Linked DNA regions of Homo sapiens: region 2 is linked to region 1. A link is an interaction called in ENCODE POLR2A ChIA-PET data of the cell type or tissue named here. Cell type or tissue: OCI-LY7. All regions are shown on one strand. Links, peaks and the distances in the headings refer to the core of each region. The heading gives the core; the rest is flanking DNA.

Evidence for each region. Peaks named below come from ENCODE experiments on the same cell type or tissue, not always from the same donor. Only the 100,000 strongest peaks of a DNase experiment are listed, where the experiment ranks them.
Region 2: POLR2A ChIA-PET joins it to region 1 with 5 read pairs; 4 of 35 experiments call an interaction of 5 or more read pairs at or near these places.

Annotation. Positions count from the first base shown.
Region 1 is chr10:14,520,132-14,525,507 of GRCh38, reverse strand. It overlaps FAM107B (family with sequence similarity 107 member B), which reads left to right. Exons shown (of 5, transcript NM_031453.4): 4 at 3,489-3,639; 5 at 4,202-5,376. The coding sequence ends at 4,318. Among named protein-coding and RNA genes, the nearest start is that of MIR1265, 86 kb to the right of the region's middle. RefSeq lists an enhancer at 5,355-5,376. In OCI-LY7, for the core only: no CTCF peak of the experiment used is centred there; no DNase peak of the experiment used is centred there.
Region 2 is chr10:14,658,694-14,664,069 of GRCh38, reverse strand. All of the region lies in intron 2 of FAM107B (family with sequence similarity 107 member B), which reads left to right. LOC105376429 (a long non-coding RNA gene) reads right to left here. Exons shown (of 5, transcript XR_930691.4): 5 at 3,489-4,134. It also overlaps the pseudogene RNA5SP302. Among named protein-coding and RNA genes, the nearest start is that of FAM107B, 110 kb to the left of the region's middle. RefSeq lists an enhancer at 3,934-4,023. In OCI-LY7, for the core only: no CTCF peak of the experiment used is centred there; DNase peaks (open chromatin) are centred at 2,979 and 4,129; H3K4me3 peaks cover 2,632 bases; H3K27ac peaks cover 3,290 bases.

The DNA of each region.
Region 1 (5,376 bases), core at 225-5,224:
ATTTGCGATGGAGTGGTGCTCCTCGATTCGTTTAATGGAGAGGGTTTGGATGTGCTTTTGCTTTTTATTTAACACATGGGTATATTACTTTTCTTTTTCTGCAAAGAGCACTTATTAATTTTATAGTTTTTTAAATTGGCTTTGCCCGCTTCAGTAGTCACAGGTAGCTACCTGACCGAGAAGCCGACTTGGGAATTACTGTTACTCGTGGGTGATACTGTCATAAAGGGGTTGAAAGTACTTGTTAGCTGTATATGTCAGAATTGATTAAAGAGAACCAACTATTCTTGTGCAAGGGATGGTATTGTAGTTAATTATGACATTTGGAGAAACTAATTTCTGTCTGTCGACACTATCTCTGTTCCATTTAGACTTAGAGACTTACATGGGCAATGCTTGACTTTTTGCATTCAGCACAGAAAGTTAAGTAATCCACTGTGGTAAAATATTAACTAAATTTATATGACTTCTTGACTGCTGTAAGTAGAGAATATTTATCATATAAGCACCATTTTCCTGAATTTTTTGTTACTACATATTTTATCTTACTGTCACTATTGTGTAAAATCTTTGAAAGGAAAATGAATACTGTGTAATAGTTAAACCCATTCATAGGTTGCAATAGAGTGTCAGCCAAATGTGTCATACATCAAATCTTCAGCAGCTTTTGCATAATCCAGGAGAATTGAATAATAGTTGAAGTTAATTTTGCCAGTGAAATGTAGGGAAAGAAAAATGTTTGAAATTTAAATTATTCAGATAGCTAAATTCTTAATCCTAAAATTTAAACCCCTTAATTCTGTCTGTAGTGTTATATCAAGACTTTTTGATAGTCATGAAACTGAGTAAAACTTTATTCAGATTACTTAAAAACAGCTTTTCCTGTGGTTAATAACACCTTTATTTTGAACAGAGTACTCTTAAGCAACTTATATTGTGCTGATTAAAGATTTAATCTGTGCATATTTTTTATCCTGTTGTTTATTTAGTTTTGATAACTGTGAAATAAACCATAATTAAATCACAAAAGTCACCTGCCTCTTTTGTTTCCCTGGAAATTTGGCCAAATTTTTTTTAACGGAAAGTTCTGCTAATGAAAATTGGGAAATTGGAGACATATATTATTTTGACTGTGTGTCCTCTGTCATTAAAGATGGACTATACTAGCTGGGTGTGGTTGCTGATGCCTATAATCCCACCACTTTGGGAGGCCAAGGCAGGTAGACGGCTTGAGCTCAGGAGTTCGAGACCAGCCTGGCCAACATGGTGAAACCCCGTCTCTACTAAAAATACAAAAAATTATCCGGTCGTGGTTGCGGGCACCTGTAATCCCAGCTCCTCGGGAGGCTGAGGGAGGAGAATCGCTTGAACCTGGGAGGAGGAAGTTGCAGTGAGCCGAGATTGTGCCATTGCACTCCATCCTGGGCAACAAGAGGAAAACTGTATCTCAAAAACGAAAAAAAAAAAAAAAAATAGAGCTGGGCGTGGTGGCATGTGCCTGTGGTCCCAGCTACTCAGGAGGCTGAGGTGGGAGGATCGCTGGGGCCCAGGAGGCAGAGGTTTCAGTGAGCTGAGATCATGCCGCTGCACTCCAGCCCGGGCAACAGAGAGAGCCTGTCTCAGAAAAAAAAAAAAAAAAAGATGGAATATACCGATTTTTACTCTAAACAACAACTTTGAATTAAGTTTTTGTGATTTTTAAAAACATCTAGATAGGAGAGATGCCAGAATTTTTAGAAATTCTAGATGAATGAGGAAGTATGCAATTGAGGATTGGTTTACAGATGTGATTGTGTGGACTTTAAAGGGATCAAGGTGAGTGTGCTGTTGAATTTCTCTGGCCGGAGCACATATATTGGAAATTGTTATTTAACAGTTGCTCAGATGACTCCTAGTTGGTTAGTCACGGTAGTTGATAGGAGTCGTTTAGAGAACAACCCTGTCCCTTGTCTACAGATTAGCAGTCATCAGCAGCCGGACCAGGAGGTGTGTGGGAGGTGCTCAGGCCCATCCTGGAGTCCGGGACAGAGTCAGCAGTGCTTGTTGCCTGCAGTTCAGAAAAGCCTGAATTACTGTTCCACCACATGCCTGCGTGCGTAGCATGAGTGTGTGTGCGCTGTTACCTACACCCTGTGCTGCCTGAAATTGAAAGCGCTTTTCCTGTTCGGTGGTTTGTCCTATTTTTATTTTAAATTGTCCTGGTAAATTTTAACATCAAGTTGAGATTACTTATGAGTTGGCAGAGACTGGCTAAGATAAGTGACTAAGGAAGACAATAAGAAGAAAGGTGAGCTGGATAATCCAGCATTCTGGAAAGCCATAGGAGAAATCCTAAGGAAATAGAAAAGGCAAATCTTAAGCTAACAGTTAAACAGACAGATATAGCACTAGAGAAAATGCTAAGACATGTCTTTCCCTTGACTTCTCTCGAATATTTCAGATGGAGGGTGGCTAGTTCATGGCCTGTTTGGCTTGTTTCTCCCCATTTGGAGAGATGGTAGCCTAATTTATCTCTCAGAAATGTAGGACTTCCCTGAAGGCCGACTTGCTTTCATTGTAAATAATCAACTACACATCTGAAAGGGTTTCGGTGGAGGAGCACGGGACTGAGAATTAGGGGATTAAGGTTCTGCACGGCCATGTCCTTCAGTAACGGTATAACCTCAGATGTGCCTTTAGATGTACAGGAACCCCCTTTCAGTCTGAAAAATGAAGGGTGGGAAGGTTTCCAGGGCCATTTTACTGTCTAAGCTGGTCTTGAGGCTGCATTTAGTGCATAAGATCAGGGGCTAGAGGCCAGGTGTGGTGGCTCACGCCTGTAATCCCAGCACTTTGGGAGGCCGAGGCGAGTGGATCCCGAGGTCAGGAGTTTCAGACCAACCTGACCAACATGGTGAAACCCCATCTCTACTAAAAATACAAAAATTAGCCGGGCGTGGTGGTGCACGCCTGTAATCCCAGCTACTCCAGAGGCTGAGGCAGGAGAATTGCTTGAACCTGGGAGGCGGAGGTTGCATTGAGCCTAGATTGCCTGCCACTGCACTCCAGCCTGGGTGACAGAGTGAGACTCTGTCTCAGAAAAAAAAAAAAAAATCAGGGGCTAGATTTTGGGAAGCCTCCCCTCCATGCAGAGCCCCCTCATTTCCTGACCATCTCCGTCTCTGTCATGGGCACCCATCACAGTCATCGTACGCACATCCCCACCCTCACTGCCCTCCTTTGCGTAGCCTAGTGTCTTGCACATGGCACGTGGCCAATACATTGTCATTGAATGAATGGATTTTATGTACTCTTTGGAGATCTCCTCTTGCCTTTCTTTCGTGCTGGTGAATTTCTTAGATCACCATGTTGCCTGCTGTAGCCTAGTAGGTATCATACTAATTTTGTAGACCACTTTTCCGTGGTTGATATTGTAAGTTAAATTTCTGTTCATAAAAAATGTAGCCATTAGATTAACGTTTTCTATTTTTGTTAATGCTCTTTCGCAGGGGTCTTGCTCCTCAGAACAAACCAGAATTGCAGAAGGTGATGGAAAAAAGAAAACGAGACCAAGTAATAAAGCAGAAGGAAGAAGAAGCACAGAAGAAGAAATCTGACTTGGAAATAGAGCTATTAAAACGGCAGCAGAAGTTGGAGCAGGTAAGGGGGATTGGCTGGAAGCTGTCTTTTTTTGTTTTTGTCTTGAAGAATGTTGGAGTGTTGGAGCGGGCAGGATTTACCAGACGTGCCAGTGTATACATTTATACCATGAAAGAAATATTGGAGACAAATGTCAGCAAATGGGGTCAAATATGTTCAAGGCAGGGACAAGAATCCTACTGAGGACCTAAAAGAGATCCCAGAGGCAAAAGCAAAACAGGGACATGGCACTGAATTCACACAGGGTGCTGGAGTAATTTAATGAAATTCACTTTCATGAAGACTCCAGAGCAACTGCGCGTTGACTCCAGGATTTGTTTCCTTAGCCCTGTCTTTTCAATTCTTGTCATCTCGTGGTCCTATTTGCAGTGACAGCCAAGTGGCTTCTGTTTCTGTGCACAATTACCCAGACTCTATCCATCCATTTCTTTAAAAGTGGGGGACCAGGAGAGAATTTATTCTGTGGGGAAGTAAAGTTGTCAGGGACTTTGAAAAGAGAGAAGAGTATTTTGAAAGGCTGCTTGGTTTGTAAATAATTTTTCCTTTTCTGAATGTCATTTAGCTTGAACTTGAGAAGCAGAAATTGCAAGAAGAGCAAGAAAATGCCCCCGAGTTTGTGAAGGTGAAAGGCAATCTCAGGAGAACAGGCCAAGAAGTCGCCCAAGCCCAGGAGTCCTAGGCTGAGGCTGCACCAAGACCTCGTGTGTCACCCCACAGAGCTGTCTGTGGGTGCCTTCTCAATCTCAGGGCAAAAGCCCCTGGAGAATATTTCAGCCAGCAGAGAATTTTGACTTGCAGTAGGATTTGGTTTGATTTTCCTACGATCTGGGTGGATGCCTTGCCTGTGACAGTTGCAGTTCCTATTCGCCAAATGAAGGGCAGTGCCCCGCACGTAAGTTGGAATGATGGACCTGTGTTCAGAGACTTAACAGAACCAACAAGCAAAACAAGTGAGAACAGGAAAAAGGAAGAGGACACTGGAATCAATTCTTGAGAGTTGCACTACTTGGTTTTTCTTCCATTCCAAGTTTCGTGGGACCCAGAGCCTTTTTTCTTTTAAAAGCTAAAAAACAAGTGTTTAATTCCTCTTTTTGTTATCTGTTAGATAATTGAGATCACCTAGAAATGCGTTTAATCTGTTCACTCACTGTAAATTTTGAGGACCCAGAATTGTCTTGTTTAATTTATACTTTCACCCCTGTTGCAGTTAACACCAGAGAAGGAACGTGAATGTCGAGCACAGCCACTACCCTTGTTGGCACTTAATTTAGAAATAGGGTGAGAAGTTTAAAAGCCCATCTTGATTTTATTTTCATTCCTTTTGGTTCTCTGTGTAATAATAGCAGGCTACATAGTGACATTCCAGTTCCAAGAAGGTACATCCTGTCCATTCATTAATTGCTTTGATTACTAGGAGGGTTTCTGTTCAGTTTTGTTTTTAAATGTCTTGCTGATCTAGTTCTTTCAGATGGAATAACCTTCCAGTCCCTTAGAGAGTGGAACTAGTCCATATAACCCAGCTTCAGTAGCAAAAGTAGAAGCCGCCACATCTTTTCATTTCTCCAAGAGGAGAGTGGGGAAGGTTCCCATGACCAGCTGGGCAGTCAGGATTTCTCTAGGCATTCTAATGTGAAATAAGTGTAGACTGCTGTCAAGGAGGCTTCATCAGAAGATGTATAGCATTTGAATGTCTAATGATAATGCATATCATTAGAATCCAAGCTTTGAAAATTTCTG
Region 2 (5,376 bases), core at 303-5,302, 140 kb before region 1:
GAAGTTTTTCAAGAGAATGCACCATAAGAGCTGGGCCTTGAAGGACAGAGATGAAATTCATTTGTGAAGGGAGACACGTCAGCCAGGGTGTTTATAAAGCAAAACCCAAATACTGTAAATTGGATTCCAAGTGATACTTGCTTGGAGTTCAGCCCATTTTTTTTTTTTTTTTTTTTTTTTTTGGCTGATGATCTAATTCTTGGGCATCTGACACTTCATCCTGAGTTCTATAATTTGTATTCATATTCGTAGGAGCCACCCACGTGATAATGACAGACGAGTTAGGAGTGTGCTCTGTCCTTACCACCATTGTTACTGTCTTCTGCCCTCAGATAATTGTGTCTGTATACATTGGAGGCCTTTCTTAGTAGGTGATTGAAAGATGGAACCTTAGTGCCTTTCCCGGAATCAGGTAGCATTTCCTTGTCACTTTGTGGATATACTAGCTTCATGGATACATTAGCCCATTTATAAGAACTTCCTTTTAATGTGATGCATTGTGGTTTGCTGTCAATGGGTACCCCATTTCAGCAAGAGAAGTGCTGGGCAGATTCTGCAGGGAGATGAAGTTTACCGTCTACGACCATACCACCCTGAACGCACCCAATCTCATCAGATCTCGGAAGCTAAGCAGGGTTGGGCCTGGTTAGTACTTGGATGGGGGAGACGAAGTTTACCTTCTTTTCACACCTGCACTTTCTATGTTCCAAGCCTCCTCAGTGAGTGTATTAGTCGAGTTCTCTAGAGGGACAGAACTAATAGAATAGATGCATATATGAAGGGGAATTTATTGAGGAGTATAGACTCACATGATCACAAGGTGAGGTCCCACAATAGACCTTCTGCAAGCTGAGGAACAAGGAAGCCAGTCCAAACCCAAAATCTCAAAAGTAGGGAAGCCGACAGTGCAGCCTTCAGTCTGTGGCCGAAGGCCTGGGAGCCCCTGGCAAACCACTGGTGTAAGGCCAAGAGTCCAAAAGCTGAAGAACTTTGAGTCTAATGTTCAAGGGCAGGAAGCATCCAGCATGGGGGAAAGATGAAGACCGGAAGACTCAGCAAGTCTACTCTTTCCTCTTTCTTCTTCCTGCTTTTATTCTAGCCATGCTGGCAGCTGACTAGATGGTACCCACCCAGATTGAGGGTGGGTCTGCCTCTCCTAATCCACTGACTCAAACGTTAATCTCCGTTGGCAACCCCCTCACCAACACACCCAGAAACAATACTTTGCATCCTTCAATCCAATCAAGTTGACACTCAATATTAACCATCACAGTGGGGTTCCCTCCTCTACACCTTCGCTTCCCAGTTTCTCTATCATCAGAAGGGCATGCACTCAGGCACATACACATTGGTGCACTGTGTCACCTCTCTCAGCCTATTGGTATGTTAAGCCTCAGATCTACTTATGAAATGAGAAGATGTGTTGGTTATGAAAGGGATTTTAAACATCAACAAACAGGTAAAGAAGGACAGAGATCAACCTGGGCATCATGGTGAGACCCAGTCTCTACAAAAAAATTAAAAAATTAGCTGGGCATGGTGGTGCATGCCTGTGGTCCCAGCTACTGGGGAGGCTGATATGGGAGGATCACTTGAGCCCAGGTGGTCGAAGCTGCAATGAGCCATGATTGTGCCACTGCACTCCAGCCTGGGTGAGAGAGCGAGACCCTGTCTCCAAAAAAAAAAAAAAAGACAGGTCAGAGGTCAGATGAAGGGAGAATTGCCTCCAGCAGCAGTTACACAGCGTGGTTGGTCACTTTCTCCACCTGAGCATAGAAGGCCCTGAATGATGGGAGCAGTCAATGAAGACTCCGTTCGACTGTGTGCTCCCCAAAAGCAGGGATTATGTCTATTTAAAAGTGAGGTGAGGTTCTTTATTGCAAGGTGCCATTTTAAAGATGCGTTGCAATCCCTTCTATATAATATTCAATGCAAAAATAAAGAACATGTAAAAAACTGAACCTGGGCTATGTTTATAACTCCACATAGGGAGAAGGAAGAATGAGGTAATGGTGATACATTGGGTGGAGACTCTGCAGAGGAAAATTTTCCATACTTAAGAGTTCCTATGATGTGGTCAGGATGCTGTTCTGATAATAGAGACTAAAACAAAGATCCTTTACTAATAGTGACAAGGGAAAGGCCACAATGCCACAGACAGAGAGAACTGCATGTCAGCGAGAAGGCACAAATTGAAGCCTCACTATGTGACTCTCTGAGGGTGAGCCAGTTATTCGAAGTTGCTGAGGACAGGGATAGTCACTGGTTTACCTGTTCTCACCTGGGCTTATGCCTCATTTCTCAGCAGCTGCCAAACCAAAATCATTCTCTTCCTGAACTAGTCAGAGTTCTCCAGAGAAACAGAACCACTGGGACATAGATATAGAAGGAGATTTATTATGAGGAATTGGCTCACATGATTTTGGAGGCTGAAAAATCCCACGATCTGCCCTCTACAGACTCGAGATCCAAGAGCCCCAGTGGTGAAATTCTAGTCCAAGTCCAAAGGCCTGAGAACCAGGAGAGCCAATGGTGTCAGTTCTGGAACAAGGGCAGGGAAGACTGATGTCCCAGCTCAATCAGTCACACAGAAAGAAGAAGGAGAGAATTCCTCCCCCTTTCCCCTTTTGTTCTATTCAGACCCTCCACAGATTGGGTAATGGCCACCTACACTGGGGAGGGTGATCAGCTTCACTGAGTTTACTGATTTAGATGTTCAACTCATCTGGACACACTGTCTTGGACACATCCAGAAATAATGTTTAATCTGGGCACCCCTTAGCGCAGTCAATTTGACACAGAGAATCAACCATCACACTTTTCTGGTAAATTAGTCCGTTCTTGCATTGCTGTAAAGAACTACCTGAGACGGGATAATTTATAAAGAAAAGAGGTTTAATTGGAACACAGTTCTGCAGGCTGTACAGGAAGCGTGGCTGGGGAGGCCTTGGGAAACTTACAGTTGTGGCAGAAGGTGAAGGGGAAGTAGGCAGGTCCTACATGGCTGGAGAAGGAGGAAGAGGGCGAAGTGGAAGGTGCTACATACTTTTAAACAACCAGATCTAGTGAGAGCTCACTATCACAAGAACAGGGGAAAATCCACTCACATGATCCAGTCACCTCCTGCCAGGCCCCTCCTCCAACATTGGGGGTTACAATTTGACATGAGGTTTGGGGAAGGACACAAATCCAAACCTCATGACCTGGGTAGCATCTCTTTCCTTTTTCCTTTCCATGGTATGTGTTCCTTTTCTAGAGCCTTCTATGGGTTGCTCTGCCTTTTTACTTTAGAAAGAAAGTTCTAGAATGAGGCTTCATTTACTCTCTTCTTATTCCACCAAATGGCTCTCAGAATAAGCCAAGCACCATGCACATATACCACATGCAATATACAAAAGCATTGGTATTGAATAAGATTCAATTGAATATTTGAACAATTTTAGCACAAAGACTCAGGTTTGTAGGTGACATACAGAAACTACGGATCCTTCACTTACTAATTTTATTTGTAACCAAATGAGTAGAAATTACATAGTACCACTTTTATAGAGAGAGGGAGATTAACAGTCTTTCAGAGGTGGCACATCTTGTCTTCATTCATTCATTCCCTTGTGGGCAGGGAGATGGATGAATGGGCCAACCATGCTTTCTTGAGATAATTCTTTTTGAAAATAAGTTGCATTCTTTCTAGTGGCCATTTTTTTTTAAGTGAAATGTGTTTGAAAAACGTTGGCTTCAATTTGCCATTCCTCTTAAACCATGCATTGCTTTAGAAACAGGCCAGGTTTTTTTGAATGCTGAAACAAGTTTCCAATAAGTGTACCATTCCAGAAGACCTTGTGGAATCCTCATTCTCTTTTAGGTTGCACTCAACCTGTGCTGCCAGGACCTCAAAGATTACACCACTTGGTCATACGAGGGGAGAATCCTGTAAGTTGGAGGCTGTTGGTTATGGTCAAAGGGTTTCATCAGAACACCCTCTTTTTGCTAAAGGTCACCTAGAACTGAGTGGAGCCCAGCACATTTTCGGAGTTGGCTGTCTGTGTCATCTGCATTTAGTCAAGTTTCATTTCCTGTGGTTTGTAGATTTCTTAAGTGTGAAGTAACGAACCCCAAACAGTTAAAATTCTTTACCTAAAAATGGATGAAATGAGAAAAAAAAATAAGTATTTTTGTAACTTCTGTGGGGAAGTGAGACTGGGGTTCCACTGAGCAGTTCCTTGTTGCTGCGCACATAAGGCCAGCCCCTCTGCGGGAAGGTCCATGACACTTGGAGTTCAGATCTCCTTGCTGGGCATCTTAGGAGGTGACAAAACGAGACCCATTTTCTGACAATTCAGACAAAGTGTCTGCTTTTACTTTCATGTCGTGGGAGAACAGTCAACAGTGCAGTTTCCACCAGAACCCACTATATCTCAGTCACACACCCCTCTGATTTTGTGCAAGAGTTGTTTATCTTCCATACAGATTTTTCTGAGTCTTTGGCCACAGATGAACAGAAAACAGTTGAGGTAGGAAGGTGAGAAAAAAAGAAGGGAAACTTATCCTGAGTTTGCTTTCTTTCCATTCCCTTAACCTTAGGGCAGACAGTTTTTTGTTTGCTTGTTTTGTTTTGTTTTGTTTTGTTTTGAGACGGAGTTTTGCTCTTTCACCTAGGCTGGAGTGAAGTGGGGCAATCTCAGCTCACTGCAACCTCTGCCCCCTCCCCACCAGCAATTCTCCTGCCTCAGCCTCCGGAGGAGCTGAGACTACAGGTGCGCGCCACCATGCCCAGCTAATTTTTGTATTTTCAGTAGAGACGGGGTTTTGCCATGTTGGTGAGGCTGGTCTCAAACTCCTGACCTTAGGTGATCCACCCACCTCAGCCTCCCAAAGTGCTAGGATTACAGGTGTGAGCCACCGTGCCCAGCCAGGGCAGACAGTTTGAGGGTTCATGGGAGGCCTTTAATTACGGAAAATGCTACTGGGGATAGTAGAGGACTTTTAGTGAAGACCTGGTCCCCAGACTCTTTATGGGACTTTTTGGTCTGCACAGCTCCTTCTGTTGGGTCTTTGTTTTCAGTGAGAGCTTCCTTGACCACTTTCTGCAAAACTGCAACCTTTCCTTCAACTCTTACTTCCTTGTTTGTTTTGGTTTTTGAAACCACTTGTCACTATCCACACATTATATAATTCACTTGCTTTTTGTCTGTCGTCCCCTTCTAGAAGGTAAGCATCATGAAGGCAGGGATGTTTGACCATTTTTTGTCCTGCTGCAAACATAATGAATGCCTAGGATGGAGCCTGACATATAGGAGGCACTCAGTGAATATTTATTAAATGGGGAATGAACCCTTGCTCTTTTTAAACTTGCTGAAGCAAGTAGATGAATCAATC